Linked DNA regions of Homo sapiens: region 2 is linked to region 1. The links are chromatin loops, found by intact Hi-C in ENCODE. Cell type or tissue: lower leg skin. All regions are shown on one strand. Each heading gives the region's core, and the rest is flanking DNA. Links, peaks and the distances in the headings are about the cores only.

What was found. Peaks named below come from ENCODE experiments on the same cell type or tissue, not always from the same donor. Only the 100,000 strongest peaks of a DNase experiment are listed, where the experiment ranks them.
Region 2: it touches region 1 in a loop (3-fold over the local background); 8 of 110 quality-filtered maps call a loop at or near these places.

What each region holds. Positions count from the first base shown.
Region 1 is chr1:5,629,220-5,645,408 of GRCh38, reverse strand. No RefSeq gene overlaps it. Among named protein-coding and RNA genes, the nearest start is that of MIR4689, 230 kb to the left of the region's middle. RefSeq lists an enhancer at 1,503-2,074. In lower leg skin, for the core only: no CTCF peak of the experiment used is centred there; DNase peaks (open chromatin) are centred at 6,098 and 8,058.
Region 2 is chr1:5,906,729-5,922,917 of GRCh38, reverse strand. It overlaps NPHP4 (nephrocystin 4), which reads left to right. Exons shown (of 30, transcript NM_015102.5): 12 at 13,705-13,766; 13 at 15,696-15,803. Among named protein-coding and RNA genes, the nearest start is that of MIR4689, 52 kb to the right of the region's middle. RefSeq lists enhancers at 2,524-3,024, 13,680-14,205. In lower leg skin, for the core only: a CTCF peak has its summit at 6,745 (motif pointing right); DNase peaks (open chromatin) are centred at 9,277 and 10,997.

The DNA.
Region 1 (16,189 bases), core at 3,954-11,953:
CCCTCCCCACTCCCTGCCCTTTGGGATGAAGACTCTCTGATCCCACAGGATGAGAGTGAGTGCCACCTGGATGCTAAGGTGTCTCCACTTTGGGCCCTCCCCTCCATCCCTGGGTGGACATCCTCAAGACAAGGTCGTGAGGCCTCTTGCCTGTCCTCTGGCTCAGGTTCCAAGGTCTCCTCTGTTTCCCGCCTACTTCTCAGGCTCCCGGAAGGCAGGGTGCTCAGGCCTCACGAGGGCAGGACCCAACACAGTGTCTGTCGTCACCTGCCCAGCGGGAATCCCAGTGGGAATCCTCAGGAGGCTGCTGACACCTTTGGCTGAGGCCTTTTCTTACCCACCTTTGCCATCAGACGGGGTCATTTTGACAGATCCCTTGCTCAAAGCCACGGATTCTGAATGCCACTAAGCAGGGACACAGCACTGGGTCCCCTGGTGCATCCTGGGCACCTGACAGTCATTGCAGAATGGATGAGGGAAAGGGGTAACCAGACCCCCAGAGAAGCAGCTGAGCCCTGCTCCAAAGCCCCTTCCTTCCGAATGCCTGTGAGGTCCTGGAGCCAGGCTTGCCGGATGGGTGATGGGATGGGAGAGATGGAGGTGGTGGCTGGCAGAGGAGCTGGCCTTTGTCCTTTCTGAGTGACTGAGCAGACATGGGAACGGGGGCTCTGGGTGCCAGGTGTCAACCCCATAGCCCTCCTGGGCCCTTTTTAGTGTTGCTTCTCCGCCAGGTGGCTGGCTTAGGTCTGAGCTCCTGAGCTCCATCTGGACTCCTATGTCTCCTTGCTTCTACCCCACTCTGAGCTAATTCTGCTCAGTCTGCTCCTGCTTGGCACATGGTCCTGAGAGTTCTTGTCTTCAGAATCCCAGCTTCTGCTCCATCCCCAAATAAATTTCTCCAGTGCCCCAAAGGAGGGCCTAAGTGCCCCGGCACAGCCTCCACGATGCCACAAATGCCAGATAGGAGCCAAAAACCTGTCTTAGGTCTTGGGTCAGCACCTTTTAGACTTTATTGTTTTAGCGCAGTTTTAGGTTTACAGAAAAGTTGCCCTTTCCCGGCTTCCTCTGCTGTCACCATCCTGCATTAGGGCGTGAATTTATCACAGCTGAGGAACCAATTTTGATACATTGTAACTAACAAAAGCCTAAAAGGAGGGTGTACGCTAGGGTTCCTGCTTTGTGTTGTAGTTTCCTGGGTCTTTTCATCTTCACCCCAGGAGCAGGACAGGACTGGTGCTGAAACACAAACTCAGGGCTGTGTGCAGTGGGGAGAGAAGCCATTTTCCACCCCCAAAGCCTTCTTGGTGGGGCATTCGGAAACACTTCTCTGCATCCACCCAGTAGCGTGGGGTGCTGTCTGTCACTGGGCCAGGGTGCAGAAGACTTGCCACCTTTGGGGCTTCCATCCAGCCTGAGTCTGGGATCTCTGTGGCAGGCCCAGCAGCACACAGAAGTTCTCATTCTGGTTCTGCGGCTCAGGGCTCCTACCTGCACGGCAGATGGCTCAGCACTCTGCTAGCAATGCACAGCTGTGGGCCCAGGGACACGCAGCTCATGAGCCAACCGTGAGCTCGCGGGGCAGGCTGGGGGAGCAGGCATCAGAGCGTGGCAGGCAGGGGCTGCTCCTCGGTCAGTGCCCTGTGCCTCCGCCCTTCCTCTTCCAGCTCTGTGAGGTTTCCAGACCTTTTGGTTCAAACCCTGGTCTTGAAAGATGCCAATGGGCTATCAGCTGTCTTGAGGAGGGCACAAAATCATCACAGCAGAATCTCTTCCAATTTACTTTTTAAATGTGCCCCTTGGTTTCTGGACACAGGAGGGCAGTCAGTAGCTACTGGGCCGGCCCACAAACCTGAATCGAGAACTGTGGTGGCGGCCGGAGGAGGGAGATCAGACTGGTATTCTCAGCTTCCTTACACCTTGTCCAAGGTCACAAACCCACAAGTCAAGGAAAAGGAAATAGCAGGGCCCTTAAACCTATGGGAGGGAGGTCTCACCCTTCATATGAAATCCTGCCTGAAATGAGCACTTTTTCTTTTTTAAAAATTTTATTTTTATTTTACTTTAAGTTCTGGGATACACGTGCAGAACGTGCAGATTTGTTACACAGGTACACACGTGTGCAATGCTGGTTTGCTGCACCTATTAACCTGCATTTAGGTTTTAAGCCCCACAGGCATTAGCTATTTGTCCTAATGATGAGCACTTTTTCTTTCTTTTTTTTTTAAAATTTTAATGATGTTATTTTTTTTAGGATATTTTTTAAAGGATAAAGAAACAGATGAAATTAATTTTAACGATGTTATTTAACTTGACGTATCCAAAACTTAATCATTTCAGCATGTAATGAGATTTTTACATTCTTTTTATCATACTATGCCTTTGCAATCAGTGTTTTTCTTTTTTTCATATTGAAATTCAAATGATTATTCCCTCTTTTGGATTAACTTACTCTGCACATAGTATGCGTCCAGTAAATGTTTGTGGTTTATGTTTAGCATATAAAAGTGCTTTGAGGGCAGATATCTAATTCATTGTTGTAGCCCAGTGTTTTTCAAAGGCTTATCTTGGCATACACAATATGCTTTTTTTTTTTCCTTTTTTTTTCTTTTTAATACTTTAAGTTCTGGGATACATGTGCAGAACATGTAGGTTTGTTACATAAGTATACACGTGTCATAGTGGTTTGCTGCGCCCATCAACCCCTCATCTACATTAAGTATTTCTCCTAATGCTATCCCTCCCCTAGCCCCCCACACTCGATGGGCCCCGGTGTGTGATGTTCCCCTCCCTGTGTCCATGTGTTCTCATTGTTCAACTCCCACTTATGAGTGAGAACATGCAGTGTTTGTTTTTCTGTTCTTGTGTTAGTTTGCTGAGGATGACGGTTTCTAGCATCATCCATGTCCTTGCAGAGGACATGAACTCATCCTTTTTTTTCAATGGCTGCATGGTATTCCATGGTGTATATGTGCCACATTTTCTTAATTGAGTCTATCATTGATGGGCATTTGGGTTGGTTCCAAGTCTTTGCTATTGTGAACAGTGCCTCAATAAACATAGATGTGCATTTGTCTTTATAGTAGAATGATTTATAATCCTTTGGGTATATACCCAGTAACGGGATGGCTGGGTCAAATGGTATTTCTAGTTCTAGATCCTTGAGGAATCGCCACACTGTTTCCCACAATGGTTGAACTAATTTACGCTCCCACCAGCAGTGTAAAAGTGTTCCTATTTCTCCACATCCTCTCCAGCATCTGTTGTTTCCTGGCTTTTTAATGATCGCCATTCTAACTGGTGTGAGATGGTATCTCATTGTGGTTTTGATTTGCATTTCTCTGATGACCAGTGATGATGAGCTTTTTTTCATGTTTGTTGGCTGCATAAATGTCTTCCTTTGGCTTCCTTATATCCTTCGCCCAGTTTTTGATGGGGTTTTTTGTTTTTTTTCCTGTAAATCTGTTTAAGTTCTTTGTAGATTCTGGATATTAGCTCTTTGTCAGATGGCTAGATTGCAAAATTTTTCTCCCATTCTGTAGATTGCCTGTTCACTCTAATGATAGTTTCTTTTGCTGTACAGAAGCTCTTTAGTTTAATCAGATCCCAATTGTCTATTTTGGCTTTCGTTGCCATTGCTTTTGATATTTTAGTCATGAAGTCTTTGCTCATGCCAACGGCCTGAATGGTAATGCCTAGGTTTTCTTCTAGGGTTTTTATGGTTTTACGTCTTACGTTTAAGTCTTTAATCCATCCTGAGTTAATTTTTGTATAAGGTATAAGGAAGGGATCCAGTTTCAGCTTTCTGCATATGGCTAGCCAGTTTTCCCATCACCACTTATTAAATAGGGAATCCTCTCCCCATTGCTTGTTTTTGTCAGGTTTGTCAAAGATCAGATGGTTGTAGATGTGTGGCGTTATTTCTGAGGCCTCTGTGATGAGCACTTTTTCGATCCATCAGATTGACAAAGACAGTAAGAAAATAATTCTTCTTCTGGTGGGAATGTAAATTGGAATAACTTTTTTGGGGGGGAGGACAATTTTCTGAGATCTGTCCAAATGTAAGAATGCACACACCCTTTGTTTAAGCAAGTCTGCATCTAGCAGCTGATCATACAGATGATTTGTGCGTGCTCACAGAGACAGGCACACCTGCTGGAGCACCTGCGGGAGCATCGCTCAGGGTAGCAGAACATAGAAAGATCCAAATGTCCACCAGTGGCAGTGATATGGTTTGCATCTGAGTCCCCACCCAATCTCATGTGGAATTGTAATCCCCAATGTTGGATAAGTGGCATGGTGGGAGGTGATCGGATCATGGGGGCAGTTTCTGATGGTTTAATCTCCCCCTAGTGACGTGTTGTGGTAGAGTTCTCATGAGAGATGGTGGTTTACAAGTGTGCAGCACCTCCTTGCCCCGTCTTCCTCCTGCTTCAGCCATGTGAGACCTGTCTGCTTCCCCTTTGCCTTCCGCCATGATTGACAGTTTCTTGAGGCCTCCCCAGCCATGCTTCCTGTACAGCCTGTGGAACTGTGAGCCAATTAAACCTCTTTTCTTTATAAATGACCCAGTCTCAGGAGGCATTTCTTTTATTATTTATTTATTTATTTTGAGATGGAGTCTTGCTCTGTCCTCAAGGCTGGAGTGCAGTGGAGTGATCTCGGCTCACTGCAACCTCCGCCTCCTGGGTTCTAGTGATTCTCTTGCCTCGGCCTCCTGAGTAGCTGGGCCACCACGCCCAGCTAATTTTTGTATTTTCAGTAGAGACGGGGTTTCCCCATGTTTACCAGGCTGGTCTCGAACTCCTGACCTCAGGAGATCTGCCCTCCTTGGCCTCCCAAATTGCTGGGATTACAGGCATGAGCCACCGCGCCTGGTCACAGGAAGCATTTCTTTATAGCAGTGTGAGAACGGATGAATACAAGAGGGCTGGATCCATCCATTACCTGACATTCTTGTGGTGGTTCACTCTGCCGCCTGCAAAGACAGGCAGCTCCAGACACATGGATCCAGTACAGTCTTCACAGATGCTGTGTCCTGTGGCAGGCCCCTTTTGTGTTAAAGAGGGACACACACATAGGCATACAGGCTTACAGAGGCACAGTCTGTCTCTAGAATAACACACAAGGAGCTCCCTCTTCATATTTCCCTTCAGTTCCATTGCCACGTGTCCCTTATGCATGCATGGCCCATTCAAAGTAGACAATAAGAGCAACACACCCATCCATGCTTCTTTGTGAGAAACAGAAAGATAATTCCCTCCCTCATTCCAAATATTTTGAAATGCTTTTGAGGTTGAAGCTCACCCCTCATTAGTCTTAGCAGCAGAAATCATGTGGTATGCCTTCTGCTCTGTGGTGGGTAATATAGATTGATTTCCTTTACATTAATTTAAAATGGCTCCCATGTCAAGGATACTGATCCTCCAGGGTAAGCTTCATGAGGACAGGGACTTTTCTTTTCGTTTTTGAACCAGAGTCTCTTGTTCTGTCTCCCAGGCTGGAATGCAGTGGCACAATCTTAGCTCACTGCAACCTCTGCCTCCCAGGTTCAAGTGATTCTTGTGCCTCAGCCTCCCAAGTAGCTGGGATTACAGGTGCATGCCACCATGCCGGCTAATTTTTAGTAGAGACGAGGTTTCTCCATGTTGACCAGGCTGGTCTCAAACTCCTGGCCTCAAGTGATCCGCCAGCCTCGGCCTCCCAAAGTATTGGGATTACAGGCATGAGCCACTGTGCCTGGCTGGCTTTGCTTTGTTCACTGTTCCATCTGCAGCACCCAAAGGCATGCCCAGCACATAGTAGGTGCTCAAACACTCTGTAGAGTCAATCATGTACGCCCCTGAGCAATGCCATCTTGTCCCTACCTCCCCTCCCCGTCCTGATTGAGGGTCACACAACTTCCCCATGACCTGAGACCCCTGCCTGGGCTGGTCTTGGGAGCAGAGTCTACTGCCCTGAAGCCATGAGACACTGGTTCCTGGCTAAGAATAAGAGAAATCTGCTTGGAAACAGAGCCACTGTAGCCAAAGACAGCATGGTCACGAGCCTGGCCATGTGTTTCACTAAGCTTTGGGAGGTGAAATGTAACAGCCAACTCCTTCTGATTTGAAATATTTAAATGAGCCTGGAGAAATTGTGTTACACATTGGAAACCTTTGAGCTGTGTGCTTTATGAATCCTGTGACAACAGTGATGAGAAGCTCACCCAGAAAGCAGATGGGGCCCGTGGAGCAGGACTTCCCAGCTCACCAAGGACAGTGCAGCCAAGGCTCCCAGGCTTGTGTTCCAGAAGAGCTGCTGCAGGAGAGGGTGGCCCGAAGTCAGTGCTCCTATAGTCCCCGCTCTGGTAGCCTCCTTCTTCTGCTTTCCACAAGAGTAGTGGTGACTTTCTGGCATTTCTCTGATCAGGTCCCGAAGTTAGATAATATTTGGAGAGCCTTGCATGGCCAGCAAAACATGTTTTTAATATTGACCTTCACCCTACAAATTAAAAACTGTTGCCCCTTTCACATTGACCCACCCACCTGGTAGAAGGTAGAAAGGTTCATCTCTGAAATCGCCCTGAGACCCAGGAGGTGCTGGGGGTGGGGAAGCCATCTTCTGATTGGAGAGACCAGCTGTCAGTCATTTTGTGCTGGACACAGGTTCTCAGGGCTCCTGGTTTCTCTAAGAATGGACAAGGACAGCACTCACCCTGTTGCCAGCCTCCTTCCATGCAGCTCCAACTGCAGCCGTAAGTGAACAGTATTTCTCAAAGTTGTTTACAGCTTTGGAAAACATAAACGCCTCATTACCTGTGTGGAGCATCCTCCTGAGAGACCCTCTCCTGGTGCCAGGCCCCTGGGGAAAATCCCGCTATCTTTTGTTTCTGTACAAGCTAACGGGACTTTGTTGAGCCTTACTTTCCCTAATTTACTATAAGGAATAAAAAAATGGACTTTCCCATAACACAAGATCTTCCTATTGACCAAGCTGAATAAACTCCATGTGCCCCACCCATCTTCCATCAGCTGAGAGTCAGGTCTGTTTCCTTAATGGAATCCCCCTCTAAGTCACGGCCTCTGACACAATCACAGCTCAGCTGTGCTTCTTACTGGCAGGACTTTTCCCAAATCACGTGGGTATTTGTGCTGGTTTCCTGCCCTCTGCTGTGGGGTCTGTGATGTCTGAGGCCTTGTCTCTTGTGTCCATCGGGAGACCCTGTATGCCTGGCACATGGCAACACATGAGCACAAGGGCAGGGACTGTATGCGTCCTGCTTACCGGAGCACCTGAACATAGGAAACACCAATACCTGTGGGCCAAATGCACCTGTTGTATTCATTTCTTAGGGCTGTCCTAACAAATAACCATAAACTGGGGGGCTTAAAACAGCAGAAATTATTGTCTCACAGTTCTGGAGGCCAGAAGTCAAAAATCAGAGTATCTGCACAGCTGTGCTGCTTCTGCAGGCTCTAGGGCAGCGGTCCCCAACCCCTAGGCCATGGACAGGTATCATCAGTCCATGGGCTGTTAGGAACTGGGCTGCGCAGCAGGAGGGGAGTAGTGGGTGAGCAAGCAAAGTTTCATCTTATTTACAGCTGCTCCCCATGGCTCACATTACCAGCCTGAGCTCTACCTCCTGTCAGATCAGCAGTGGCATTAGATTCTTATAGGAGCAAGAACCCTACTGTGAAGTGTGCATATGAGGGATCTAGGTTACACCTCTCTTTATGAGAATGTAATGCCTGATGATCTGTCACTGTCTCCCATCAGCCCCAGATGGGACTGTCTAGTTGCAGGAAAGCAAACTCAAGGCTCCCACTGATTGTACACTATGCTGAGTTATAGAATTACTTCATTATGTATTAGAAAGTAAGAATAATAGAAATAAAGTGCACAATAAATGTAATGTGCTTGAATCATCTCAAAATCAACCCCTCCTCACCTCTCTGTGGAAAAACTGTCTTTCTCAAAACCAGTCCCTAGTGCCCAAAAGATTGAGGACTGCTGCTCCAGGAGAAGATCCTTTCTTGCCTCTGCCACTTCTGCCATCTGCTGGCAGCCCCTGGCATACCTTGGCTTGTGGCCACATCTCTCCAATCTCTGCTGCTTTCTCTGCATGGCTTTCTCCCCTCCGTGTCTCTACGCCTATGTCCAAATTTTTCTTTTCTTATAAGGACCACAGTCATTGGATTATGGCCCACCCCACTGTAATGTGACCTCATCTTCATTTGATTACATTTGTCAGGGCCCTATTTCTTAATAAGATTAGATTCACAGCTACCAGGAGTCAGGACTTGAACGCATCATTTGGGGGACCCAACGTAACCCACAACACTGATGGATGCAAAATTAGGAATAAGAGAGGGGCCCAGCTTCGCATCAGGGATCTGCAGTTTTGAACCAAAAGGATGAATGTGAAGCAGCACCACACATATGGTTTACATACAGTATTCCTGTTCTCATGCACTATTTCATGAGATGATGAGACTCACGAGATGGTGTGATAAAAATAATAATAGCCAATATTTGCTGAATGCTGGATCCATGTCGGGTCTGAACTCAATGTTTTATGGGGATCATCTCATTTATTCTCCATTGTTGCCCTACAATGGGGTCATTCCCCTCTCCCCTTCCTTATTCACAAACATCCAGTGAGCTCTTCTTTACTGCGCCGGGCAGTGGATGGGGCACAAACACTGACATCTTCATTTCTAAAGCTGAGAGTCCAAGGAAACAATTTTGGTTAAATCTTCCCTTTCTCCACATCCCTTGCTAGCACTCAAATCATAGTCACTTTCCTCCCCAATGTGCTGCCTCCTCATAAATTTTGTAATCCTCAAATTACATTTCTGTCATCTGCCCATTCGTTTTATTACCTGCCGATAAAGAAAAGGTCAAAGTCAGTAATTCCAGATTTCAGAAGTGTTTAATCATCGCTGATAAATAGAAACCCTTTCTCCAAAAAGGCAAAATGATAACATTAAAATTTTAAAAAATTTGTTGTCAGAATATTTTTAAGAGGACAGTAACCTTTCCATCTGACCTGCTCTTTGGTGAACAAATCAAACGACACAATTATGTCTTCCCTGAACTTCAGTGGCTTTGAGTCTGAATGCGTTAGATTGGGCTTAGCATAAAGAATAGCTTTATAATGCTTAGTGTCCCCGGGATGGAGTGAGTGTCACAGGAAGGCAGCAAATCCCTCCTGCAGAGATTGGAGATTCCCACATAGCGAAGATCAAGTTCTTGGGAATTCTTGTGAAGGGTCCGGGGGAGGGGAGATGTGGAGGGTAGGGGGACAGCCTCAATGTCCACTTAATATCCACAGGGGTCATTTTAGTCCCAATGTTCTGTGAATTCATTCACTAATTGGTTGACTCATTAATGCTTTCATCCATTCAACAACTAGTTTTCTGAATGTTGTGAATATCCGACGAGGGGCTGGGTGACAAGAGTGCAAACACAAACAGAACGTGGTCTCAGCACTCACGAAGCTTCAGGTGTCAGGTGCCATTGTCGGGGCTGGGCAGAGAGCTGTGGGCTGCAGATCAGAGATCGCCCCTGACCTCCTCTAGGGGTGGAACTTAGGGGAACCCTCACTGATGTTTTTGGCACTTTGGGTCTAGCTCTTTCTCAGCTCTGGCATCTGCAGCTAGAGTCAAAGAGGCCACCCTAGAAATGACCATCAGGACCAGATCTGTTCCCTCCCACCAGGAGTGAGGAAATCCCAATAGCCAGCCCCTGCCCACTGATGGAGCCCCCACTGCACTGCCTCACCCTGGAGACTGGCGTTTTTTTCTGGCAAGCTTTGGTGCATTTTAGGGTCCCGGGCTGGATGGTGTCTCTAAGGGTAGCCTCTGCTTGCCTGGCCCAGCTGGGATCTCAGGGGGCATTTGAGGCCCAGAAAAGGCCAGTGGTCTTTGTACCTTTTGGAAACCATTATCAGAAAGAACCACTGAGGTGGGAGAGCTGAAAGCTGCTGTTGCCATGGACACGATGGCCACGGAGATCTGAAAACCATCAACTGGTTTGAGAGCCACAGGGAAAAGCCATGTACCCCAGTCTCTGGGTGCTGGAGAAAGCCCAGGCCATAGTGGGACAGGAATCAGGGTAGTAGGCAGGCTGGAGAAGGAGGAAAAGGGGGGGAACGGAACTGAGAGGGTCAGGCCATGTCTAGGGATTCTGGTCCAGGACCCTGATAAGAGGGCTATGTCCCCTTACAGATGACCTGGGTAAAGGCCCGGAGGGGTGATGTTTGTCTGGGGGTTCCAACACTATGGTCCAAGTGGTGCTGCTTTGATGGGACCCCCACCTAGAGCAGCTCTGAAGACATTCCCCAGGGGCTGCTTGATTGGGAATGTGGAGATGGGCAGTTATTAGGAACAGAGCACAGGCTGTCTGCAGGGCTCTGCACTTCTTCCTCCTCATCACTCTTCGGAAGCCCAGAGGCCCCCAGAGGGATGGGTTACTTGGAAGTCATCGTAATGTTCTGTACCTGAGAGTTAGTTGGCCCTAGGAAATTGTCCCCCAATCATGAAATGTCCCTCTTGTCGTATCCTGTATGGGGGTGGGATGAGGTGGAGTGGATGGGCCTTGGGGGGCTGCTCTGAGGTCAGGGAGTCCAGTATCCACCCTCACCTTGCCTCACACTACGCACCAGCCTTGGGAGGAACCTGGCTTGTCATTCACAGTGTTACCTTCAGATTGTCCATGTCTAAGTAGAGGATCATTCATTCAACAAACATGGTGGGCCCTGCCCTGCGGAAGCGCCACATGAGTGCTGGCCATGTGGTATGAGTAGGCAGGTGAGCGGGTCCTCAAGGGCATCTGAGTGAACAAACACACAAAGTACAGCCAGATGTCTCAGGAGGAGTCTTAGAGTGATGAAACCATCTGTAGCTGCACTGGGACAGTTCTAGCAGTCTACACATATGATGAAATTGTATAGAAATACAAACATGAACACACAGACACATGTGAACATGCATGGAGACACATGCAGGTACATGCATGTACACACAGAGACACACGTAGACACAAAGAGACACATATGTAAAGACGGACACATACACATTCAGACATACACACATAGATAAAAACATGCACACACACACATATACACACACAGAGATACACATAGAGGCACACATGTACAAACACAGAGATATGCATGTGTGTGCATACACACAAATACACATAGACACATAAGCACATATACACAGACATGCTGACACAGATATACACATGTGTACACAGACACAGAGACGTACACACACATAGACACACATGTCCACACACATGAATAAATATACACATAGACATGTGCACGCAAGCACATACAGGCACACACATGCACACACATGCACACACATGCACACACAGAGACACATACAGACACACTGGTACACAAATGAATACAGATATACACATAGCTGCACACAAGCACACACAGACACACACATGCAAACACAGAAACAAATAAAGACTCACATGTACACACATGAATACAGATATACACATAGACATCTGCACACAAGCACACACAGACACACACATGCAAACACAGAAACAAATACAGACCCACATGTACACACATGAATACAGATATACACATAGACATCTGCACACAAGCACACACAGACACACACATGCAAACACAGAAACAAATACAGACCCACATGTACACACATGAATACAGATATACACATAGACATCTGCACACAAGTACACACAGACATACACATGCAAACACAGAGACACAGACACACATGTACACACATGACTACAGATACATAGACATGTGTGCACAAGCACATACAGACACACACATGCACACAGACACAGACACACACCTGCACACACATATGCATGTGTGCACATGTGCACATAGACACACATGCACACACAAGAGTGTATGGAGAAAATGGTGAGATCTTCGTAAGGGTCTGCAGATGGCACCTGTGTTAGTTTCCTGTGCTGAGCTTTGGATTATAATGATCAACAGTGAAACCGCTGGAAAAGCTGGGGGAAGGGGACTTGGAACCTCTCTGCTATTTTGGCAACTTCCCATGAGCCGACCCTTTTTTCAAATGTAAAAGTAATTTAATAGTTTACCATTTAATATATCTGGGGACACAAGACATTAGTATTAATTGAATTTAATTGCTATTAAAATAAGTTAAATTTAATATAGTAATAAATGAATATAAACATAAAAATAATGACAAATCCTTGCCAGTGGCCTAAATATTTAAATTACTTACTAGTAAAATTTTTCAATGATTTCCATCCCTATTTATATATATAAAAAATAACTACGCAAGCACCAAATCAGCAAAACGATGGTGCCTTCGTGTAGGTGCTAAGAGGCACATCACGGAGCGTCAGGAAGGAGGAGGAAGCCAAGGTGACACAGGATGGAGTGTGTGCCGCCTCCACCACCATCTCTTTATCCGCCTTGCTGTATTTATAGATGTGCATCTTCACACGTGTACAGCCTTTCAGGTCTAAATTCACCTTTGAGGGTGCTTCATTTGTCTTTCCTTTGGGGGTTTGTGGGATGGGAACGGATTGAACCCTAGGACCGTATATTAGAAGCTGCAGGCAGCATGCAGGGTGAGCAGAACTGCAGGCAGCATGCAGGGTGAGCAGAACTGCAGGCAGCATGCAGGGTGAGCAGAACTGCATGCCCTGAGGACGGGGCCCACCCTGCAGCCCCTCACCGCCGCCTGGCCACAGGGCAGCAGGGAGTGGGAACCTCCTTATTTCCTGGGCTCTCTGGGCTCTTCCTGGAGCTTTCATTACCAGTCATAAGGGGACTGTAAAGAGCACCTTGGGTAGCCATTTAAAAAGTGACGAAACCACCTATAAACCAGCAAATTATACAGGGGAGGCATTTTATGTCTTGTTTTCTTTACAGCCATTCTGAAAGGGGACATAAAAGTCACTGGAAAGTCCTGGTTCCTGTCACCTTCGGGCCCCATTGCAGCCTGCATGGTATGACTCATTTGTTTTCAGAGGCTGCTGCCCCAGTGCTGGCACAGGGAGGGACCAACTAGGGGCTGTCTTTTAGAACTGTATTATCCAGAGACAATATTCTCCCTGTGTCCCGAGGAGTGATATTTCCTGACCCCTGGGGCAGAGCCGGGAGGCCTGGGAGAGTTCAGAGAGCAGAAGCCCCCTTTTCACCCCAGGCTCAGTCCTTACCTGCAATCTCCAAATGTTCCCTTATTGGGGCCACATCATTCACCCTCCCCACCAAGGATAGTGATCATGATTGACAGCTGCCTTCTGTGTCTGCAGCAGCCCCCATGGGAGGGGTATTTCTGAATGGTGAAGGATCATTCTTCCTAGTGATGAGGCTCAGTGCTGGGAGCTTGAAGGTTTGGGTTATGATAAAGAGTCCATTACCAACTGGCCTCGGGCCTTTGGGAATTGCTATGATGCTGTGACCTGCTTTTATCATCAGTGAAATGGGTGAGTAGAAAGTTTGTCCTGATGAATTTCATTTGAAAGTAAAAGGAACCTGTGTATGATGCTTTGACTTAAGCAGGAGAAAGAACACCTGAGTGCTTTGCTTGGGTCAATTTATGCCTCTGAGTTCTCAGCCAGTCACATTAGAGCACAGAGGCTGCAGTTTAATTATAGACAGCACTCGAGATCTGAGGAATCATGGAATAATAGAGGTTCCAGAAAAATAGAGATAAGAAAATGTTTCATAGTGGTTGAACTAACTTACATTCCCACCAACAATGTAGAAGCATTCCTGTTTCTTCACAAACTCACCAGCATCTGTTGTTTCTTGACTTTTTAAATAACCGCCATTCTGACTGGCATGAGATGGTATCTCATTGTGGTTTTGATTTGCATTTGCATTTCTCTAATGATCAGTGATATTGAGCTTTTTTCCATATGTTTGTTGGCTGCATGAATGTCTTATTTTGAGAAGTGTCTGCTCATGTCCTTTGCCCACTTTTTAATGGGGTTGTTTGTTTTTTTCTTGTAAATTTGTGTATGTTTCTTGTAGACTCTGGATATTAGACCTTTTTCAGATGGATAGATTGCAAAAGTTTTCTCCCACTCTGTAGGTTGCCTATTCACTCTGATTTTTTTTTTTTTTTTTTTTGCTGTGCAGAAGCTCTCTAGTTTAATTAGATCCTGTTTGTCAATTTTTGCTTTTGTTGCAATTGCTTTTGGCAATTTCGTCATGAAATCTTTACCTGTGCCTATGTCCTGAATGGTATTGCCTAGATTTTCTTCCAGAGTTTTTATAGTTTTGGGTTTCAAACATTGTGGAATACAGTGTGGCAATTCCTCAAAGATCTAGAACCAGAAATACCACTTGACCTACCAGTCCTATTACTGGGTATATACCCAAAGGAATATAAATCATTCTATTATAAAAATACATTCACTCATATGTTCATTGCAGCACTATTCACAATAGCAAAGACATGGAATCAACACAAATGCCCATCAATGACAGACTGGATAAAGAAAATGTGGTACATATACCCCATGGGATTCTATGCAGCCATAAAAAGGAATGACATCATGTCTTTTGCAGGGATATGAATGAAGCTGGAAGCCATTATCCTCAGCAAACTAATGCAGGAACAGAAAACCAAACGGTGCCTGTTCTCACTTATAAGTGGGAGCTGAACAATGAGAACACATGGACGCAGGGAGGGGAACAACTCACACTGGACCCTGTTGAGGGACTGGAGAAGGGAGAGAATTTGGAAAAATAGCTAACGCATGCTGAGCTTTATACCTAAGTGACGGGTTGATAGGTGCAGCAAACCACCATGGCACACATTTACCTATGTAACAAACCTGCACATGTACCCCAGAACTTAGAAAAAAACAGAGAGAGAGAGAGAATATTTCAATTTCAAATCAGAGAAAAAAACAGATTCTGGAAATGACAGGCCAGAAAGCACTTGAATTGGAGCATCCAGAACCTGGGAGTGTGTGGTCTCACTGTATTTCATATGGGTCAGACATACTTGTGACCTGTTGAGTGTTTAATACCACATTTAACTACGTCATTTATAAAGCTGATTAGGTTCTAAAAAGGGATGAAGCAGCAAGACATGTTTATCTTGCAACAGAAGAGTAGGATTGTTTGAATGTTGGGTGTATATTTTTACAGACAGGAAATAAACCATTTCTATGTGTGACCTTAGAGGTTTCAGAGAAGTAGACCTCCATCTGTCAAAAGGAAGGGATTTCTCAAAGTCTGAACAGTTCAAAGTAGGAATAGGCCACCCAACAAGGCCTGTCCCAGTAGAGGCTGGGTCAGCCTAGGCAGGACTCATGCAGATGGGTCTGGGATGCGGTGGAGGGGATGAGATCAAATAGTACTCAAGTTGTGTTGAAAGATCTGAGGTCTTAGGAGGGTTGGCACCAGAATAGCTCTTCAGGGAGGGTTTTCAAGGGCAGCCTTTCAGCATTTTCCCAACAGGAATCTTGCATGTGCCACTCTGCCTGCTGGTAATTACTGGCCTCTCTCATTTTACTGGGACTACAAAGAATAATGCTCGTGGGGGATAAAACTCAGCAGTCAGCCAGTCATTCTCTACTGGAAGACTAGATCTTATATTTGCAGAGATTAAGCTCCCATCTGGACACAACAACCCTTGCCTTTATGGTGGGGACTTGGCCCATCTCAGAGGGCTGCTCATGCCCAATTTTCAGCACCAAATATTCTACTTTTCAAATGTTTAGAGGGTCCAGGAGCCAATGCTAGAATCTTGTCCTGTGTATTGTGTTGGGGGCATCTTGTCCCACAAACATGTACCGCCCTGCAGCAGGACTGAGTGGGAGAGAGAGAAGCGTAGCCCAGCTCCACTCCATCATCACAGAGATATTGGATGAGTAGTGTGTCCCATGAAAGATGCCACATCGTGCAGTAGCCTTGGATTTTATTAACCAGAAAGGAGACATGATCTGAGCTGTTACGAGATGAAACGGGCTCTTGGGAAAATTTCAAATTGCTCATTACAGAGGAGAAGCATGGGAAAACAAGGAGCCACTTGCTTTTGGAACATGAAGCCAGCTGTCTCTCCCTGTTCTCTGTATTCATGGATTCCTGGCTCTCTAGCACCATGCACCTACCTTGTCATCACTGCCAACTTCCACCCATCCCATTCTCTGCAGGCAGCCACGTTTCCTTTCAGCTGCCTCTGCCACCTCTTTTGTT
Region 2 (16,189 bases), core at 3,241-11,240, 280 kb before region 1:
CAAGCAATCCACCCGCCTCAGCCTCCTGAGTAGCCAGGACTACAGGGAGTGCCACCGTGCCCGGCTAAGCCAGGACTGCAGGCAGTGCCACCGTGCCCGGCTAAGCCAGGACTGCAGGCAGTGCCACCGTGCCCGGCTAAGCCAGGACTGCAGGCAGTGCCACCGTGCCCGGCTAAGCCAGGACTGCAGGCAGTGCCACCGTGCCCGGCTAAGCCAGGACTGCAGACAGTGCCACCGTGCCTGGCTAAGTTTTTTGTTTTGTAGAGATATGGTCTTGCTGTGTTGTACAGGCTGCTCTTGAACTCCTGGCCTCAAGTGGTCCTCCCACCTTGGCCTCCCAAAATGCTGGGGTTATTTTTTAATTAAAAAAAAAAACCATAGTCAAGAATAGCCAAGGCAATTTTGAAGAAGGAGGGAGGCTTCACCTTTCTTAGTTTTCAGACTTACTGTAATGTTCTAATTTCTAGAACAAGTATAGCATTGATACAGAGAGAGATAAATAGATAATGGGACAAAATATAAAGTGTGATATGTGACAACTTGAAGAGAAGGAATATATTAGTTTCTGGTTGCTGTTACAACAAATTAGTGACGTTGCAACAGGAGCTTATTATCCTAAAATTCTGGAGGTCAGAAGTCCAAAGTGGGTCCTATAGTCTTAAATCGAGGGCTCAGCGGGGCTGTGCTCCTTCTGGAGGCTCCAGGGGAAAATCCATTTCCTCTCCTTTTCCAGCTGCTAGAGGCCACCTGCGTCCCTTGGCTCCTTCTTCCATCTTCAAAGGCAGCCATGTAGCACTTTCCAGTTGTCACTGAACTCTGACCCTCCTGCCTCCCTGCCTTTCACTTACAAAGACTATTGTGAGTACATTGGGCCCACCTGGATAATCCAGGGTCATCCCCCCATCTCAGGGTCAGCTGATGAGCACCTTAGTCCCTTGGCATTGAACATATGTATAGGTTCTGGGGTTAGGACGTGGGTATCTCTGGGGTGGCAGCAGTTACTCCGCTTACCGCAAGGAGTAGCAGTCAGTAAATGGTGTGGCGTGATCCCTTGCCCACATGGAAAATATAAAATTCAGTCCTAGCTTCATGTCATGTACAATAATAAATTCCAGATGGCCTAAAAACCAAAACTTCAGAAATGTTAGAATTAGAAGATCAGAAAGAGGAAAGATTATAGAAAGAAGTCCTCCAAATCAATAAGAAATAGACAGCAGGAAAGAAAAATGGACAGTGCTCAGCAGTTGCTGGGCGATCGCTAACGCTGTCGTCATATGAAGAGGGAATTTATAGAGAAGAAACCAGAATAACCAATAACCATAAACAAATGAAAACATGCTCAGTATTACTGGTAATCAGAGAAATGAAAATAAAATGACAAACCGTTTTATTCCCCTCATATTGGAGGAATCCAGATGTCTAATAGTGCAAAAGTTCCTGAGGATGTGGATAAAGCAGAACTCTTACCACCGTGGGAAGAATGGGATGTGTGCAGCCGCTTTGAAGAGTGATTTTGTAATATTTAGTTAATATCCTACAACTCAGAAGTGCCATTTCCAGACGACTGTTAGAGAGAACAACCGGTTCATGTGTATAAGGAGACATGGGCGGGCTCAGCATCACAGCAGCTGCTGGTTTCCCAGTCAGGGAATGGATAAACTGACTTACTTGGACAGTGAAATGCTGTGTGTCGGTTAAATGAATGAAATAGATCTATGCGTATCAGGTGGATAAACCTTCACAAAGGCATGTTGAATGAACACAAGTTCTGAAAGGAAATGAACAATGTGGTAGCATTTAAGTAACTTTCAAAACAATTGCATGTATTGCTTATGAATGCATACTTATTGAATATTAGAGCAGTTACTTAATGTCTGTGTCCCTGTTTCCTCAGCTGTAAAATGGGATGGATTAAATACTTAAAGTATGAAAAACAAACTTGAGAAATCTTAGAAAAAGACATTGGAGAATATTTTTATGGCCTTTGGGTTAGGAAGGCCTTCTTAAGCAAGATAGACAAAGCATAAACCAAAGAGACGATTGAGAAATAAGATTATATTAAAATATAAAACTTCTGTGTGAGAAAAGACTCTGTAAACAAAGTTAGAAGACAGACCTCAGGCTGAAAGATATTTGCAATACATATGACCATTAAAAATTAATGAAGGAAGTAAGATGAGAAGATTAGAAAGAAGGATTACAGAAAGACCTCCTCCAAATCAATAAGAAGCAGATAAACAACAGAAAAGAAAAATGGGCAAAGGATAGCCAAGGATTGGGGGGAGGATGAAATGAGTAAAGATATGTCCAGGTGCTCGGGGCTGCCTGGCGTGGAGCAGATGCCCAGCGATTGTCGGGCGATCATTAACGTTGTCCCCATGCCACTGCCATTGTGGTTCTTCTGGTTGGCAGCGTTGAGGGAAGCGACCACATGTACGTACCCCTTCAACTACTGGTTCAATTAACACGGGGCCGCCAGGGCAGGAGCAGCTGGAGCACATCTCTACGGAGCTCCTCTGGACCCCAGAGTCTTTGATGGGTGAAAACAGCTAACCCCGGCTGGGCGCAGTGGCTCATGCCTATAATCCCAGCATGTTGGGAGGCTGAGGTGGGAGGATGGCTTGAAGCCAAGAGTTCGAGATCAGCCTGGGTAACATAGCAAGGCCCTGACTCTACAAAAAACTTAAGGCCGGGCGCGGTGGCTCATGCCTGTAATCCCAGCACTTTGGGAGGTTCAGGCGGGCATATCATGAGGTTCAGGAGATTGAGACCATCCTGGCTAACATGGTGAAACCCTATCTCTACTAAAAATACAAAAAATCAGCTGGCGTGGTGGCACGCGCCTGTAGTCCCAGCTACTCGGGAGGCTGGGGCAAGAGATCTCTTGAACCTGGGAGTCAGAGGTTGCAGTGAGCCGAGATTGCACCACTGCACTCCAGCCTGGACGATAGAGTGAGACTCTGTCTCTAGATAGATAGGTAGATAGATAGATAAGTAAATAAATGCATGCAGTAGCTGGGTGTGGTAGCATGTGCCTGTAGTCTCAGCTACTTGGGAGGCTGAGGCAGGAGAATTGCTTGAACCCAGGAATTCGAGGCTGCAGTGAACTATGATCACGTCACTGTACTCTAGCCTGGGCATCAGAGCCAGACTTTGCCTCTAAAAAAAAAAACAAAAAAAACCCACAAACAAACAAACACAGCTGGCCCTGACTGCATCCACGAAAGTAGGTTCCGGGTGGGCCCAGAAAGCTCAGTGTTGGCTATGCCTCTACCATTTTATCTTAGCCATTCTGCAAACACTTTAGGGCATGCTGACTCAGATGGGGCTTGTTCAGGTGGTCCTCCTTTTCTCCTACCCACTCTCCATTCAGCAAAGACTTGCGGAGAGTCTGTGATGTGCCAGGCACTTGGTTAGGCTCCTGTCCCAGTGGAGCTTTAAAAACAGACAATAAACAAACTACCAAATACGTGAGGTAGCAAGAAGAATCACGTGCCATCTGCTCTGGGATGTTAGTGAGGGTAGCTGCATGTGGGGACAGGGCACTGTGGGAACACCCTGTACCTTCTGCTCAGTACTGCTGAGAACCTAAAAAACTGTTCAAAAAAAGTATTAAAAAAGAGAGAATGACTTGTGGGGAGTTTTACAGTTATGTCCATCTTGATGTGATTAACTTGTATTTGGGATTTCTGTTTCTACAATTGAGGCCCAATTATAGAAGAGGTCAGCAAACTTTTTCTGTAAAGGCCAAATAGTAAGTATTTTAGGATTTGTGGGCAAGATGGTCTCTGTCACAGCTACTCATCTCCGCTGGTATATATAGGCGATACGTTAATGAATGGACGTGGCTGTGTTCTAATGAGACTTTGTTGATACGCACAGATTGTTAGCTGAATCGACCTGTGGACCATAGTTTGCAGACCCCTGATCTGCAGCTTTCTCTTATGTCATAATCCAGAGGAAGCTGCCCATTTTTTTCTGGGCTTTAAAATAGTTTAAACAAAAGGCAAGACCTGTTTCTTGAAGGTCTGATAAAACTTCTCTGTGAAACCACTGAAGGGATTTTTGACAACCAATTACATTTCTTTTCATGGTTATTGGTCTATTTATGTTTTCCACTTCATCTTGTGTTAACTTTTGGGATACACATCCTCTAAAAAAAATGGCCAATTTCCTCTAGTTTACAAGGATGCTGTGATAAAGTTTGTAACTAATTTAAACATTCAGTATGCGCCTGTGATTAGATTCCTTCCTTCGCTTTCTATCTTGGGAGGACTCTTCCTTTTTCGGTCAGGCTTATGAGAGGTTTGTATATTTCATTAGTCTCTTCAAAGAATCAGCTGTTACTTTTACTTACTGGTTCTCTTGTTTTTAAGTTATTAATTTTTTCTTTAATCTTAATTTAATTCTATATTTTATCTTTATTCATCCTCTTTGAAAAGCAGAATTCTTAGCTTATTTGCTCATCGTGTTTAATAATAAAATCATTTAAGATTCTGCAATTTTCTTCCAAGTACATCTTTTACCCCATTTCATAGGTTTTGATTTGGAATGTTATTTCCTACATTGTTGAGTTCCATTTTTATTTCCTTTTTACCTACAACTTGAAAATGTCTTTAAATATTCCCACATTTAAAAAGGCATATATTAAACTTTCCTTGCCCTCTCTTATGGAAACCTGTACTTATCTGTAAAGCCCTGCCTAAGGGTCTTGTCCATGGCAGAGCTTTGTTTTCAGCATCCCACAGCCCTTTGCAGACACCACCTTTTATTTTATATCCTTGTGTGTTGTCTGATTCCTTCCTTCCCTGCTACTGTTCTTAGAGGGTATTAGTCGAATTTGCTATGGTAACAAATAATCTCCAGATCTCGGTAGCTTAAAATAAAAAGGTTTATTTCTCACTCTCGCTGCGTGCGCATTGCAGTTGGTGGTGGCTCTGCTCGTCCTGGTCCCAGAGGGTGTTCGCCATCTTGAATATTGCTGGGTTGCGCCAGTAGGAAGGGGAGGCCTTGGGGAGGATCTTGTACCATCAGTTACGGCTCTGGCCCAGAAATGGCACACGTCACTTCTCCCCCTCCCGGGTTAGAAGTAGCCACGTGGCCTCCCAAGTCACAAGGGGACTGGGGACTGACTCATCGTATGCCTGGAAGGTAAAGAGGTGCAGATAGTTGGTGCATTTATTTGCTCCACACTGAAGAGTCTTATCATTGAAGCAGCTCACGGTGGGGACTGTTTCATTCATCTGTACATTGCCTGATGAGTCCTGGCCCACAGTAAAACATTCAGTACATATTTGTAGAGTGAATGAATTAATCAAAACCCTTTTGTATACAAGGGATAGAAACCTGACTCAAAATAGCTTCAACAAGAGAGAATGTATTGGCTCATGTGTCAGAAAAGCCTAGAGGTAGAGCTGATGTTAGGCATGGCTGGATCCCGGCACTCAAAGGATGCCATTAAGACTCCATCTGTTCGTCTCTCTCCCTCATGCCCCTACCCCCTCCCCTCCCCTTTAAGCTCTCCTTTCTTCAGTGTTGGCTTCTTTCCGGGTAGAGTTTCTCCACATGGTGAGCCCAGGAGCTCCCAGGTAATCCTGGGCTTAGGAATCCCAACAGAAAGGCCCTGATTGACTCAGTTGTTCCAGTGGGAGTCCTCCTGTCTTTACTGTGTAACACCTGATGGGGATGGGGGTGGGGACAGTTGGCCTTGGTCACACACCCTTCTTGGTGTGGGGGTTGGGGCCACCCCTGACTGTATGGTTAAGGGCTGGGAGGGTGATTCCCTAAAGGAAAACCACCAGAAGAGAGTACGGATTCAGGGTCGGTGAAGTTGACAGATAGTGGCTGCCTCTGGGTTGGGGCTCCTGGTCTCCCGATCCCAGTCCAGGGTCTTTCCCTGCCACTGCCGCTTTGGCTGCACTCTTGCATTCCAGCTTTGCCCAGCTATTCTTGCATTTTGCCGTCAGTGAATGCATAGACTTGAGTAGTTCCTGTGACTCTTTCTTTTGTTTGAGAAGGACGAAGACAGGTAAGAAGCAGCCTGTCCTCCTTCTAGAAGCCTGCTGTGCTTTTAGTAGAGATGGGGTTTCGCCATGTTGGCCAGGCTGCTCTTGAACTCCTGACCTCAGGTGATCCGCCCACCTTGGCCCCAGAATGCTGGGATTACAGGCATGAGCCACTGCACCCGGCCTAGCTTGACTTCTTAAGATGCAGAGCTGTGGGGAACCATGCTTTGAGTTCCTCACCAGAAGATTTACTGTCATATCCTTGGCAGAGAGGAGTGTGCCTTGGTTACTGGAAGGACCAGGAGTTGAACGGTGGTGCAAATGAGCTGTAGCAGCATAATCTACTTCTCAGTCACTGTTTGGGGACCAGCAAATCTACATGGATGGACCCTGATTTCACTGAGTTTATTTAATTTGGATTTATGGCTGCATTCATGTCACATTAAATGATTACCTTCAGCCCAGGTTCCAAGCATTGGAAGACATTGCCTCTCAAAACCCAATGTAAGAGACTTTTAAATACCCACTAGTGTTTAACTTATGATGGAAACTTTTCATACTTCAGTATTTCACCAACTTATATGGTTCCTTTGGAGATCTTAATGATATGCGGCTGTCACTTTAAGTGAGGTACTTTGGCTCTCGGTTATGAATAATCCTTTTTATTTTCTCTGTAACATTGCAAGGGAGCAAAGTTTCATTCATCACTTACCACAGAAGAGTGTGCATTGAGCCGCTAGAGGGCACTCAGTCTTTATTTTTTTGTAACTTGGAATTTCCCTGACCTATATTTTGCTTTTGAATGTTCCTCTGGTGGTGTCAGAATTTTGGTTTGTTTGCTTAATAGATTTGAAAACAGCCATGTAGAAGGGGTCATTGCAAACATGTAATTGTGGTGTTTCCCAGGACACGTGGAGTTAGATTCCTGCCCCGTGGTGCCTGCTGTGCTGCTAGCTGGTCTGGAACATCCTCTCCGACAGACAGCAGCTCCCTTGTCCTGGGTGAGGGTGGTTCAGTCAATCACATGGTGGTGGGGGAGAGTCTAAGGCCATGGAGCAGCTTTTTGGCCACCCTCCAACCACGGAATGGAAGTTCGTGTGCAGGTGGTAAGGGTGCATTTTGCTGGAGAATTAGTGGGACAGTGGGTCAGAGCAAGGCTTTGACAAGGGAGGTGACACTTCTGAAACTGACCCTGGAGGTGACCCCAGCTCAGGGCTCTGGCAAGTCACGGAACTCCCCACTCGGCTTGGGCCTGCTGAACCAGCTCCTGTTCTGGGCTGCCTGCGATCTGGACTCCTGCAGTCCTGGGCTGCCTGGGATCTGGACTCCTGCAGCACAGAGTCCTGTGCTCACTCATCATCCAGTTGCCCCTTGATCTCTGCTTAGGTTTTGTTCATTTTCCCATTCCTGTTTTCAAACTCTTAGGAACAATGACTTTTTACCTACAAATAGTTAGGAATAAAGGCCTTTCAAGTGGGTTTGCCATGTGAATTCTTAGTGTCTAGAGTACCACTAGATACTGACTCATCCTTTATTTTCACGGCCTGATGAAAGGAAGCTACTTTTTGCAACCCTTCTTCAAACCCCAGAGACTGCATCTTTACTAGCGATGGTCCTTCCTTTCCCCTGCCTTTTGGGGCCATCTGTTTACCCCTGTTTGTAACAGGGCCACAGTCTACCCCCAAGGCCCAAGGCCCAAGGCCCAAGGCCTGGCCCGTCCCTGCCTTCCACCAGCTGCCATGAGTTGCTAAGCAACAGCCTCTGCGTGCTGCCCCCTCTCCCTCCTCCCTCAGGACTTCTCTCTCCCACGGAATTGCTGACCCCATAGGTAAATGCAGGCAGCTTTGCTCAGCTGGGCAGTTGCTCAGCGAAATGAGCATTTTCCTCTGTTAGGACCCCTCATCCAGCCCTCTGCTGACCCCTGTTTGCTCAGTGGCAGGCTGGCAGCACAGCTAGGCCCAGGAGGACAGGTGCGTTTCAGGGTGCGGGGGGGAGGTCTACCTGGCACCTGCTGGGGCAGTCGGGCCACAGGGGACTGGTGCTGTGGGGACCGCATTCACGACCCCGTTCACATTTCCAGAAAGGACACGTTGGCCTCCATGCATGTGTCCTGATGTTGAGAGGCCCCTGCTCCCTTCAGCCTAGGAAGACATCTCAATGAAGACCACAGCCCCGTCCTCCACTGAGCTGTTTCCTTATCTTCATTTCTTTCTGTGGTCCTGTCATAGCGCAGGCATCTGATAAAATGTTTGTTGGAAAATGAATCTATGGACGTGGGAAAGTAAAGGTGGTGAAAACATGTCCTTCCTTTCCCCTTGCTTCTATTTTCACTTTTTAATTGGCAATGCGCATGCATATTGAAAAGTTATGTGGCTTGAGGCGACAGATAGCTGCTCAGTGAAACCCTAGGTCAGGACATGGACACCGCAGCCTGGCAGTGCCGGGACTCCCTTGTGTAGTCAGTACTTTTTATTTTTTTGAGAGAAGATCTCACTCTGTTGTCCAGGCTGGAGTGCAATGGCGTAGTCACGGCTCACTGTGGCTTCCACCTTCCAGGCCCAAGTGATCTTCCCACTTCTGCCTCCCATGTAGCTGGGACCACAGGTGCATGCCACCACACCAGGCCTTTTTTTTTTTTTTTTTTTTTTTTTTTTTGTATAGATAAGATTTTGCCATGTTGCCCAGGCTAATCTCGAACTTCTGGACTCAAAACAGTCCTCCTGCCTTGGCCTCCCAAAGTGCTGGGATTATAGGCATGAGCTACCATGTCCAGCTGGTAGTCAGTACTTTTAATCTGTCTGGTGAGGTGACGCTGGAAGTGAGAGAGGGTTGTTGGTGGGGAGGCCGCCTCCTGCCCCAGCCCTATCCCTGTTCATGTCCTGGCCCGCGTGCGTGATGAAGAAGCGAAGCCCAGTGTACTTACTTTGCGGGGAGCTGCGTGCCTGGCGGCCATGGGGTTGGCTGGAGAGCTCCTTCCTCTGTTCTGGGCTGTGATGTTAGTGGTATTATTACTCTGGGTAACAATGTTCTTTTCTGTTCTCTGCGTTATGTATAGAATGATCTCCTTCGGGGTGGAGGAAGGAGGAATTCTGGGGAATATTGTCCCTGTGAGTATATTTGAGCATTATTTGTTCACTGTACAACTTCTGCAGTTCAACTCACCCACAGTGCTGAGAGCCATGGGCTTGAGGGCATGCCTGTCTCTCTTGCGTGTGGAATGTGTGTGGGTTGCATCCTCTTGCAGGGCCCCCTCCAGGCGAGTGCAGAGGCAGTGTGAAGACGTTGGCAGTGACCAGGTGGGATGCGTGGCCTCCCGGGGTTGGGATCAGAGTGCAGGCCCTGCCTTGCCTCCTGAGGCCTGTGCTGTAGTTGAGTGCAGGGCTTTTGAGTTTCTTGAAGCTAAATTGACAGAAAAGTAGACATTTGAGATTTTGTTGACTGTGGTTTTCAGCAAGTGGAGACTGATTGGAGAGTGATAGAGCGTCAGGGAAAAGGAATCTTCAGAGAGGTGGAGAAACCTGCCGTGGTGGGAAGTCTAAGTTTTTCTTTGTCTCTAGCAATCCATGTGGACCATTTCTGGATCACAGTTGGTTCTGGTGTCCTGGGAAACCAGTGACTTAGTCTCTTCCTGCTCTTCTCAGATCTGGCTCTGGGCCAGAGGTGTGTGCTGGCAACCCCATCTCAGGGCCCCGCTGGCCACGAGCTTCTTGGAGCAGCCGTGGAAGAGCTGAGTCTCTGTGCTTTTTTTTTTTTTTTTTTTTGAGATGGAGTCTCACTCTTTTTGCCCAGGTTGGAGTGCAGTGGCGCGATCTCTGCTCATTGCAACCTCCGCCTCCTGGGTTCAAGCAATTCTTCTGCCTCAGCCTCCCGAGTAGCTAGGATTACAGGCGCGTGCCACCATGTCTGGCTAATTTTTGTATTTTTAGTAGAGACGGGGCTTCACCACGTTGGCCAGGCTCTGTGCTCTTCTTCTTAACGCCAGGTTATTTCCCTGAAACCAGGGTCCTGTGGTGGCTCAGCCAGACGCTGATTCCCCTCCCAGTGAGGGAGCCCAGGCCTCTGCCGCAGGGGTGAGAACGGAGGGGCTCCGTGTTGGGAGAGGCACCTGGTCATGCTGCTTGCCGTGGAGGTCTCAGCTTTCCATTCTGTGCTGACTGTGTTACTACTTCAGGCTCCATCAGGGACCTACAGGTGTGTCTTATAATGACTGTTAAACTAACATTTAATTTACTTTAAGTTTTATGGGCAATGTAGGAATACGCGTTTCCTAGCATGTCTCATGGGTGTGGTTACCACGAGTTTGCCAGCACACCCGTATACACTGTGGGTTTCTTTCATTTTTCTTTTTTCTTTTTTCTTTTTTTTTTTTTTTTTTGAGACGGAGTCTCACTGTGTTGCCCAGGCTGGAGTGCAGTGGCGCGATCTCGGCTCACCGAAAGCTCCGCCTCCCGGGTTCACGCCATTCTCCTGCCTCAGCCTCCTGAGTAGCTGGGACTACAGGTGCCCACCACCATACCCGGCTAATTTTTTGTATTTTTAGTAGAGATGGGGTTTCACCGTGTTAGCCAGGATGGTCTCGATCTCCTGACCTTGTGATCCACCCGCCTCGGCCTCCCAAAGTGCTGGGATTACAGGCGTGAGCCACCGTGCCCGGCCTATCGTCACTTTTTAACTTGCCGCGGCTGCCTTCCCAGTTCTGCACACACCGGCTGGTCTCCTCCCATCCCATTGCTCCCCTGCCCCACGCAGGATCTGCCGGGTTCTGCTGAGGTAGCTTCCATTTGCAGGAGCACCAGGATTGTGTCTAATGTTTTGCTGTTGTCGCAGCGCTGCCCCAGACAGCCTTGTGCTCGTCTGTCTGCTCACCGCAGCTGCTCCTACCTGTGTCCTGTGCACACGCATGCTGCTCCCGGTTCAGTTGCTGGCCCAGGTGCTTGTCAGCCAAGTCCTGTTATGTGGCGGAAGTCAGGCTTCCCAGACTCCACCGTGGTTTTTGGAAGACTCCTGGGGCCTGGAGTACAGCGGGTGCTCCCTGGCGGCCGCGCTGTCCTCTGGGCAGGACTATGAGTATAGTTTGGGAAGCACCTTAACCCATAACCACATCGAACATTAAAACAAAGAGATTCGAAACTGAGTTATTTCGTGGCCTTGGTGTGTCTCTTCCTGCTCTGCTTCACCGGTTGGATCTGAGTTTTGGGCCCTGGGGGTCTGGGCTTCCCACCAGGTATCTTTTTAAATGGCCACCTTTAATGGCCTTTTTAAATGGCCTTGTAGGTAGGTTTACTCTCTTGGAAGAAAAAATTGCATAAGTCATGATATAAAGAGTTACTTGAAAAAACTTTCCACACTGTATGCAAATTTGAGACGATGGGGAAATAAAATGCATGCGAGAAGTTCAGATGTGCTTGGAAGGTTTAACTTTTCATCCAGCTTTTCCTCCCCAAGAGGACGCACACAGGCACGGAGGGCTGGCCCCCGAGTGCCCGCTGTCTCTGCTGAAGATAATGGAGCCATTTCTGGCAATTTGTCCTCATTATCAAAATCAGCCTGCGGAGTTTTCCGAGTTCCCATTTACGGAGGAACGGCGTGGAGCTTCACTTACCACTCTGCTGTGTCATCTTTCAGGCTTTTTCTGGGAGGAGGTGGGCAGGGGTTTGCCGTACGGAGCTCTGAAATGGACTGTAAGAGGCACTCAGGGAATCTGGGGAGAGGCATCGGCTTTGAGGACAGCTGGGCCCCTGCAGAATCCTCATCTGCATTTTGCTTTTAGTGAGATGATATTTTCCTGGGGAAGCAGAGCTTGCTAGATCATTTGCTAACTCCCTCCGAGCACGTGAGCTCATTTATAGAAGGGCAGGTTCCTCTGACCAGAGTCTTTGTGCTCCTTGGAGCCACGTTACTGTGGCTGGTTACAGAGGAGCTGCGCGGGCCAAATGGGCGCTGCCCAGGAGGTAGTTGGACTGGGAGCTGTGCCCGCCAGGCTGGGCAGTTGGATCCTCTGAGGGTTGGGGGCTCCCTCTGGCCTTGCCCCAATGCCTTCCACCCATCCACAGGCCCTTAGCAGGGTTTCCACCAGATCCTGCAGCTGGGGAAGCACCTCCTTGGATGGGTTCTGGAAGCTGCTGGGAGAGGCACGGCGGGGATTGGCTCCGATGGTCGTGCAGCTCTGGTGTTAGGGCGGCACTTTCTGGATTTGGTTTCTCCTTGGTCGACAGCATTTTCCTTGTTGTTTTTGTTTTTTTGGGATTCAGAGCGGAACACGAAGTGGCTGAGCAGTCTCTATCCAGAGTGCCCAGCGTTTGACGTCACAGGCCTCTGTGCTGTGTGCTTGGTCCGTAGGTCCCGTAAGTGCCGGCCTGTGCTCTGTGCCATAGGAATTCAGGATACCAGGACATATAGGAGATTCGTTTGCCCAACCTTCATGGCAGCAGAGGCCACAGGAGAGGGAGGGAAGGCGAGCTGCTGGGCCCAAGATGTGGGCCACATGGGGGTGACGGGAGGTGGGACAGGGCCATGGGGGAAGCCTGATTTCTCCGGAGGTCTGGGTTATCCTGGAAGTCCGATGGGGAGTGGTAGTGTCTGCTGCAGTGGAGAGTCCTGTCACCGTGAAGGAGGCTGTCATGAGCCAGGTGGGGACAGGACATGGGCTGGAGACTGGGCTGTGGGCCTCAGGGAAGCCAGGCAGATGACTCAGTGTGCAGGGCTCCCACCCTGGCCTCTGAGTGGGCAGAGGTGGCCCCGTCAGGATGGGCTTGGGGTCTGGCTTGGTGGTTTCATGGTGGGCAAAGGCAAATGGCAGTGTATGTGAAATGACCGTAAGAGACGAGTGGCTATGGACGCTCCAGCACCGCTGTGGCAGGAGCCTGGTGGGTTTCAGAGACTCCAGCGATGCTGGGGCTTCCTCCTGCTGAGGTGCAGGGGCTGAGAGCCCTGGGTCTGCTGGGCCATGAGGTGTCCATGTGGCCTGGGGAGGGGTTGCAGAAGCAGCACAAATGCCAGCTGGGCTGAGGCGGGGCTGGGCAGGTACAGGTGGCCCTGGGAGGAGGCTGCTGGCTCTTTAGGCAGCCCCTGGATGCTTGGGAGGCAGCTGTGGCCTTATAAAGGGCCAAGGCAGTTCTCAGTCCCTGGCTCCAGGGGGACCCCATGAAGGGCTGGCCTTGCCTCCCCCAGGTGCGCCTCCCAGTGTTACCGGGCCTGCATGGAGAATCCTCAGCAGGACCTGGCGGACAGCTTGTGCTTAGTGGGTGTTCGTGAGGCCGCAAGCCAGGTTGGCAGTGTCTGCTCAGGAGCTTCTCGGTTAACAAAACAGCCGGAGTCAGGGAGCTGCAAGACTGGGGCAACCTCAGACCCCAGCTCTTCCGGGCAGGGAAGATGCAAAGATGACTAGTGAGGAGAAGCGTGTTAGGGAGCTCCAAGCACCCCAAGCTGTGAGACCTGCTGGCCCAGGAAGAACAGTGAGGACGAGGCCAGCTGTACCCCCTCTCCTGGCTGCTGGTGCATGCCAGGGCTCTAGATAGACAGCGACACTTTTGGGTGGCACCCTTGCTGCTGTTGCCCCTGAACGGTAACCAGCGGCTGCCCCTGTTACAGACAAGGTGGTGAGGCCTGTGGAGACCTGACTGCGTGGGGGTTCAGGGGCCCACTGCCCCCAACACAGGCTGACACATTCCCTCTCCTACCCCACTGTGCTTCCTCCCAGGCCCGCCAGCGCCAGTACCTCGAGTTCTCGCTGCCCCGCAGAACTCACCTGTGGGACCAGGGGTAAGTCCAGGCCCCCCACGGCCTCCTTCAGAATTCCAGAGTCAATTACTTGCAAGAAAACCCTCTGTCCCCCCTTAAGCACAGTGGATCCCTGCGTGCTTCTGCGTGGCTGGGGAGGGCCTGCTGGCGGCGGCGGGGCTGTCCCCTCCTACCCTGTCTGTGCAGCCTGTCCCTGATGTTCTGACTCCCAGTGCGGGCTTTTAGTGGGGCTGCTGCTTGCAACCCCTATGCTGCTGTATGGGGCGTCTCCACATCTCCCTGGCAGCTGCATCTCATGGTGGCAACTCTCAGGACTGGACGGCCTTTGCTTTTTCTGAGAGACATCGAGGTGTGGTCCTCACCCTCTTTGCTCTCCCAGACTAACTCCACCAGTAGCGGTGCCTGGCAGCTATTGGTGTCCCCTGGCCCTGTCGGCCAAGCAGCCGATGCTGGTGGAGACAGTGGCACTGCTGAGAACCACAAGCTGCTGGCAGTTGCACGTCCGACCGCACAGATCCCCGTGGCGCTGGAACTTCCTGAGTGGGAGGAGAGGCGCCTTCCCGCTGGGCCGTTGCCCGCCAGCGGTCTGAGCTGAGCTCCTGCTTGGCTGCCGTTCTGGAGTCCCGAGACACCCGTGGCGCTCACCTGTGGCTCCAAGGCTGGCCTTAGCTATGTGATTTGCAGTGAGGTCAGATGTGGCTTGTTCCTGCTGATGACTTTGTCTGCCAGCATCATCCTGGAAATTGACTTTCTAGAAAAGTTGACTAATTCAGTATCCATGGCTGTCTCCAAGGAAGCAGCTTTAGTGTGTCATCTGCAGTGGGAAACTGGATCAGGAGTGAAGAATACTGGATTCACCTAAAGGCGCAAGTCTGTGGACGGCCTCCCAGGCTTCCCTGCTGGCCCAACCTGGCATTTTCCCTGGAGCAGTTTCCACGTGACCCCGAGTGGTCACGATACCGTATAGGGTCTGAGGGAAGCTGGGTAGGCCCCAAAGATCTCCTCTGCTCCCTGAAGATGCTGCCAGGGTCCCCTGGGGATGCTTCATGCACCCCGCCCCCCATTCATTCCTCAGTGCCTCTTCATACATTGGGGCCTCTCTGCCAGCACCTGGTGTGGGCCAGCCATCATTGCTGACAGTGAATGTCTCAGGTGCTGGCTGTGTGTACTGGAGTTAGAGTCCGGGTTTGAGATCTGTGTCTTCAGTAGTGCGTGGGCCCCCAGCCCTCCGCATCAGTGTTTTAAGCCGCACTCATTTCCAAATATCTGCAGTATTTATAGAAGGCTCACCGTGTGCCAGGTACTATGCCAAACCCTAGCCAGGATTGTCATTTAATTCTCCTAACAGTCCTGCAGTTTAGGTACTATTATTACCCCCATTTTACAGGTGAGGAGACTGAGGCAAAAAGAGGTTAGCTGACTTGCCTGAGGCTACACAGTAATGCCACATTGGTGCGGGCACTCCACGGTAATGCCACGTTGGCACGGGCACTCTATCCACAGCTGTCTCCAGAGCCCGCGCTGGCCATCAAGATGGTCATTGCCTTAACAGGGAGGTTTGTTCGATAGGAACGCAGGCGGCTAGAACTGGCAGGGCCTTGGAGGTGCTCAGTCCAGTGCTGGCAAGGGACAGAGAGGCAGAGGCCAGGCCGCCCCTGTAGCTTGAGATGCTTTCTCCTTTCTTGCTTGTTTTCCTTGTTAATAATATTCTTATTCAGATATTATGATCTGGGGGAGATCATGGAATCACCTCTCTGTCATTAAATAAAGGAACTTGAGAAGCGGTCCCAGGTTCCAGAGCTGCCCTGGCCAGGAGGCTGCAGGCATCACTCCCTTCCGTGGCTGGATCCAGGGCTACCCCGTTCCCCGGTGTGGCCAGTGCATGTTGGGAGCTTTGTGGACGGACTGGCAAGCTTCTGAGCCCCTCACCTGTGCTCTCTTTCCTTCCAGTTGTCAATTTCCCAGCTGGCGGCCTCCCCGCGGTCCCCGACTCAGCACTGCTTGGCCAGGCCTACTTCACAGCTACCCCATGGCTCTCAGGCCTCCCCGGCCCAGGCAGTAAGTGCCGCCCACCTGCCGCCTTGCCTTCCACCAAGGAATGGCTCCACAGCTCCTCATTTTGGGTTTTTGCACTGTGCCTGTCCTTAGTTAGGTGGCAGAGACCTTGGCGGGTTACCTGGGATGTGGGTGGGAGTGGGGCATTGCTTACTCTGAGGCCTCAGACAGTTGTCACCATTCTGTCTTGGAGACCAAAGAAGAATGTGGCCCATGAGTTCTTCATACCACAGCGCTTGACTCAGATTGTGCTCTACCCATGAAAACAAAGTTAAGCTACCCCTAGGTCTCTACGTGAAAGTAAAAGGAAGGTGTGGCTATATCTATAGACAGGCTGAGACAGGCACCCAGCACCCCAGGACCCTCCTTGCTATCAGCAGCTAAAGGAG